2 separate regions of the Homo sapiens genome follow, and region 2 is linked to region 1. The links are chromatin loops, found by intact Hi-C in ENCODE. Cell type or tissue: B cell. All regions are shown on one strand. Links, peaks and the distances in the headings refer to the core of each region. The heading gives the core; the rest is flanking DNA. Region 1 overlaps HHAT (hedgehog acyltransferase). Region 2 holds the start of LINC02602 (long intergenic non-protein coding RNA 2602).

Region 1 (2,913 bases), core at 266-2,765:
TGTATTCAACAGACAAGTGAGAGAAGGAACCTCACACAGCCTGAGTGGGCCTGAGATAGGCTGAGGGGCCTAAGCTTCAATTGCATAAGCAGGGCTAGGTCACTCCAGTTACCAAAGACAGAAACAGATAGTCCAGAGCCGTCCAGGGGATGCTAGCCACTGCCCAGGAGATGATCAGAGAACACACAACAGAAATCAGAAAATGTAGTACAAGAAGAATTTGCTGATAGGTGCAATCGCCTCAGCAAGGCACAGGAAACTCAACTCAGAAGGCAGTCTGTCTGTCATCCACCAATTCTCTGGGTCAAGTCTGATGTGCACTCATAAAGTAAAAATGCACTGTTATTGTGACTGAGAAAAAAAATAAAGCTAAAAGGTAAGTGCCTATAAAATAAGATTTTACTAATGCAAACAAAAGCCCTAAAGAAGTGAGGTTTGAGCCCAGTGTCCTCCTCTATTAGCACCAACAATGGATAGGTGGTTGAGTCTGTCAAAATGCCTCTGGGTTTACAGAAATGAAAGCTTGGTCTGTGCCCTTCGGGGCTAAACACTTTGTTTTCACTACCTAAATTGAAAGAGCTTCCACTGGGTCACATGAGTAGATAATAAATATGTTCCTGGCCGGGCACAATGGCTTATACCTGTAATCCCAGCACTTTGGGGAGGCCAAGGTGGGCAGATCACATGAAGCCAGGAGTTTGAGGCCAGCCCGGCCAACATGGTGAAACCCCATCTCTACTAAAAATACAAAAATTAACTGGGTATGGTGGCAGGTACCTATATCCCACCCACTCGGTTGACTGAGGCACGAGAATCGCTTGAACCCAGGAGGCGGAGGTTGCAGTGAACCAAGATCGCACCACTGCACTTCAGCCCTGGGTGACAGAGCAAGACTCCGTCTCTACAAATGAATAAATAAATCTGTTCCATCAACTAGGAAGAAGAAAAAGACCTGACTTACCACCACAGGGCCATTGTGGCCATCAGATGAGTTGAGTGATGTGTGCATTCCCTATAAATTGTAGGGCACTCTCCAGATGTTTTTTAGTAAATCATCTGTTTGTTTCTTCTCTCTTTGTTCCTGACCCTCTGGCCCTGTGACATCTGGCACCCCACATGCCCACCTAAACTGGGAGAGATGGTACAGGGCCAGCCCTGGGCAATCTCACAGGGCTAAAACACAGCCAGGAATGATAGGATTGCAGAATGCACCACTAGGGTTCACTTGTAGCAACCCTGTACGGCCACTATGGGGAGCCCCATCACAGTTCTACAATCATCTCTTGTCTGAAAACCAAGGTGTCTACTGGGATCAAGGCAAAGCCAAAGGGGCCTTCTCTGGATTCCCAATGGTAACAGGAAAACACTTACCTTAACTTCTTCCACACCCTGCAGCCTCAGTGTGGAGAGGAGGAGGAGAGAACAGAGCCACGTCAGGAGCTGAGACCGGAACTGGGCCACGCAGAAAGAGATGGTGGTATGGAGCAAAACCATAGCCACACCAGGGGTCCCCAGCACACACCAGCAGGCCCACATCCCATAGAGCATGAGAATCCAGGGTCTGTGCTGCAAATGGTGGGGCCCATCCAGAGAGAGACAGGGAGGAAGAGGGGAGGGAGGAAAATAAACAGAAGTGAGCTCATGGAAGTGATATTGAAGGTTCTACATGTAAGAGGATCACGTTTAATTACCCAATAAAGAAACTCTTATCACTGCCCTGGGAATTTTGGTACAACACAGACAAACAAGATTCAGAGGGACTTTCCACATTAACCCCCAGAGTCCCATCAGCTCCACCCAGAAGCAAGTAACCACTCTCCTGCCTTCAACCAAAGCCACCCAGACCCCTGGGTCACACAACAATAAGATATTGGATTGACTTTTCAACAGACACAATGGAAGCCAGAAGACAGCTGGAAAAATGCCAACTGGACCACATCCCACATACAGCATCCTTCAGAAGTGAAGGTGAGAGAAAGTATTAGTACACATTTCTAGGAAGACCTATTAAGAAAACTGGGCCATCCAAACCACAAAAGACTTTCCAAAGTCTAAGCCAGAGATTTTAAATATGTAGGGTTTTTTTGCATTTTTGATTTTTTGCATATTGATTAGTCAAATTTATGTCATAGAAAAATTGCATCTTACCTGCTTTATGAGCTATTGAGGACTTTGCATAGTCTACCTGATTGATACATTTATTCCCATTTTAGGAGAATCACAGATTTTTATCTAATCATCAACTAATTTATAGTTATCACATTGAATAAGTAGATGAATTAACATGTCTTTGCTTTATGATATAACCTTGGTCAGACCTGATGGGGAAATCCTTAAAAACCACAATGTTTTAACTTTGAGACGCAAGGTATCATTGTGGTTTAATGATTCAAGCTTTGAAGTCTAACTGCCTAAATTCAAATGCTGGTGTCTCATAACTACCTGTGTGACCTGAGGCAAATGACTCCATCTCTGTGGATTCATTTCTTCATATATAAAACTGGGATATCCCAGCACTTTGGGAGGCCGAGGCAGGTGCATCACCTGAGGTCAGGAGTTCAAGACCAGCCTGACCAACATGGCAAAACCCCATCTCTACTAAAAATACAAAAATTAGCCAGGTATGGTAGGTGACTGTAATCCCAACTACCCGGGAGGCTGAGGCAGGAGAATCCCTGGAACTCGGGAGGCAGAGGTTGCTGTGAGCCGAGATCGCACCATTGCACTCCAGCCTGGGCAACAGAGCAAGACTCCATCTCAAAAACAAAACAAAACTGGAATAATAACAATATCTCCTTCATGGGGTGGATACACAGGAAGGACTCTACAAATACAGTTGTTATTCCCATAGGGAAATGTGATGTCTCACGGGCATGCATTTTAAAATGTGGATCCCAGGAACCACCGAATTGA
Region 2 (2,913 bases), core at 178-2,677, 110 kb after region 1:
ATCGCTTGAACCCAGTGGGCAGAGGTTTCAGTGAGCCAAGATCGTGCCACTGCACTCCAGCCTGGGCCACAGAGCAAGACTCCATTTCAAAAAAAAAAATGCTTTACTACATAATATTATTATGTTCATCTTTATACAAATGCAGCCATAAAATATTTTTGTATTTTTTAATTTTTGTTTTTGATGAAGGGCTCATGGCCGCGAAGGCCAAAATGCCTAAAACCCACAAAAGTTACAATGTAGCCCTAGGTACAAGAACTGTGTTAAGTGCTTTATATAGTACACGTTATATAAGTCCTCATAATGGTCCTGTTGTTCCCCTCATGTAACAGGCAAAGAAACTGAGGCTTAGAGAGGTTGAGTCACTTACTCAAGGCCCCATCTAATGGGTTGGGGAGTTGGAATTCCAGCTACCTCTTGCCTGACTCCATAGTTCTTGTTCTTCCCCATGGTCTGCAGAAACCTGAAGGACTTGGCGGCAGGAAAAATTTGGTGGGGAACATGTGTCTTCTCTCTTGCCTGCTCTGATTTCTCAGGAGCAGGACCCAGGAGGGCATCCGAGCCTCTGGCAGCTGAACCTCTGCAAACAGCAGTCACAGTGCATTTCTGCAGGCTCTTGGAGCTGCTCCCTCTGCCTCGGCCAGATGCGAATTTGTGGCTTTTCCTTCTTGGCTCCTTTCCCCAGGTTTTCATTCCTTTTATTCTGGGATGGAGCTGAAATTTTTCCAACAGGGCCCATGGTGGACACCCAGAAGTCAGTAGGGACTCCAAAAGGAAGTTAAGGCCGGGGAAGGGGGCCAGGAAGAGGGAGACCAGCCTAAAGTACACAACACTCAATTCTTCATTACTCACATGTGGCCTGACCGCTGGTGGACTGGCTCCAGGAAAATCTGAACCCTGGGCTGAGCCTCCCCGCCGGCTGGCCAGGACAGACCTGGATGCCCTCCACCCTCCAGCCAAACTTATTTTTTTCATATCATAGCTGCAGAATATTCGGACCCTCTAGTCCCAGCCGCCCAGTGAACTTGAGCTGTGTGACCTTGAGCAAAAGGCAAAATGTTTCTGATTTTCAGTCCCCTCATCTGGAAAAGGAGGAGGCTGTGGGACATGATGATCTTTGAAAGTCTAATAATGAAACAAACAGAAAACCTGTGCTTCTAAGTTGGTGAGTCTGGAAAGGTACGTCTGTTGCTTAGGAAAAAAAGTCCCAAATCCCAAAGAGCCCCTTTTGGCAAGTGTTGTACTTAAGACAATCCGGGCGCTGCCCCTCCTGAGGCGGGGGGGACTCGAGGACCGGCTTTAGCAGAAGTTCCTCCCGCAGAACAACTCGGACGACGACGCCTCGGAGGATCCGGGGAGCTTTGGAGGAGGCGATGGCGGAGCAGGGCGGGTGGCAGCGCAGGCGTGGGAGGGACAGGTGGCCCGTTCGCGTCAAGTCAGGGCGCCCCCTCCTGGGACACCTGTGCCCCGCCTAGTCCCAGGGCCCAGTCCCGGGGCAGACACTGGCCGAGCCCGGAGCCTCTTCGCGTCCCCTCCCACCCAGACCAGGCCGGCGTTTCCCCCGGGCCCCCGCGCGGCTCCGGCCCGCGGAAGTCGCGCGTTCTTTCTTTCCCCCTCGTTAGTCGAGCTGAAACCTGATCGTGGAAAGTCTGGGGCGGGTGTCAGACCCGGCCAGCTCTGGCTCCCAGCGCCTGGGGCGATTCCTGCTGGAGGAACCCGGGCGGGGCCCGCCAAGGGGGCAGGAGGTCGGACACCTCGGGAACAGGCCTCTTTGTCTCTGTGCGGGTGAGGGGCTGGCAAAGCGGGAGAGGGAGTTAATTGCAGGGGCGGGGAGTGGTGGGGGGGCTGGGTAAGCCGAATGACACCTGACAGCTCTGCGAGAGCCCCCCAACCCCCGCCGCTGGGGGGTGGTCCTCCTAATCCCCTTCGCAAGAGGAAGCTAATTGCTGCAGCCAGAGAAGGCAGGATAAAAGCGAGCGGGCACCCACACCCACCAGGCCCGGAGTCTTGCTATTTGCTGCTAAATTAATATATTACCTAATGCAGAAACCACGTTAAGAACTCCAGCTTTCGGCTCCAACAGGAGCTTCTGATGGGTTAAAGGCAACATCTTGCTTTAATTCCCCCCTTTTTCCCATCCTCCCCCCACTCCCCACCACCACCAACTACAAATGTCAGAAATAAATTATTGAAACCAGATGTAAGGTTTTTGGGTGCACATTTTCAGGCAGTTGTGCGCTAACAGATGCCTTGTATTAATAATGTACAGTTGTGACAGGAAATATGGTTTAGAGTCCTGGAAAAACATGAAAGCTAATTCCATTACCCCTTTTCATGGTACCCAGTTCTTCTCAAATGTTCAACTGGTTTGGATTACAGTGAAATTCTAGAGGAAAAACGATTTGGTCTGAGATGGTAACTTGGTTCTGCTTTCCAGCTTCTCCCGTGGAACAGCACCCACCTTCCTAGGCACCTGCAGACCTGTGTTCTATATACGTGCAAATAGCCAGAGATGAGGACATCTGGACCTGGTGCCTCCCCAGGGAAGTGGCTTCCAAATATTCCCCCCTTTCCTGGTCATGAGGACCTGGTAGACAGTAAAAGCAGGGCCAATGATCCCAGCTTCATATTCTTGTCTGGGACAGTCCATTTTAACCTGGCCTACCCACTCACACTTCACTTGGAGCAAAAGTAAAAACAATAAAACACTTTTATGCTCGAGGAACCAGATAAATCCTAGTAATTGATCTCAGGAGAGGGATTATTAAGGGGCTAAGTGCAATGCTTTCCAGAACCGGGGGTGTAATAAGCATGAAGCCAAACAAATGCGCAATTTGTTATCTGTATTTCATCACTTAATGCATTGCAAGCAACGGGTTTGAAAATGGCTTTTCTCCAGGAGGGGAGAAGGCA

Evidence for each region. Peaks named below come from ENCODE experiments on the same cell type or tissue, not always from the same donor. Only the 100,000 strongest peaks of a DNase experiment are listed, where the experiment ranks them.
Region 2: a loop joins it to region 1, with 29 times the contacts of the local background. A loop is called at or near these places in 3 of 110 quality-filtered maps.

The regions. Positions count from the first base shown.
Region 1 is chr1:210,399,121-210,402,033 of GRCh38, reverse strand. HHAT (hedgehog acyltransferase) reads right to left here. Exons shown (of 12, transcript NM_018194.6): 5 at 1,372-1,566. Among named protein-coding and RNA genes, the nearest start is that of HHAT, 72 kb to the right of the region's middle. In B cell, for the core only: CTCF peaks have their summits at 1,015 and 1,217; a DNase peak (open chromatin) is centred at 1,243.
Region 2 is chr1:210,291,210-210,294,122 of GRCh38, reverse strand. LINC02602 (long intergenic non-protein coding RNA 2602) reads left to right here and starts at 974. Exons shown (of 2, transcript NR_183451.1): 1 at 974-1,179. In B cell, for the core only: no CTCF peak of the experiment used is centred there; a DNase peak (open chromatin) is centred at 1,462; H3K4me3 peaks cover 871 bases; H3K27me3 peaks cover 1,607 bases.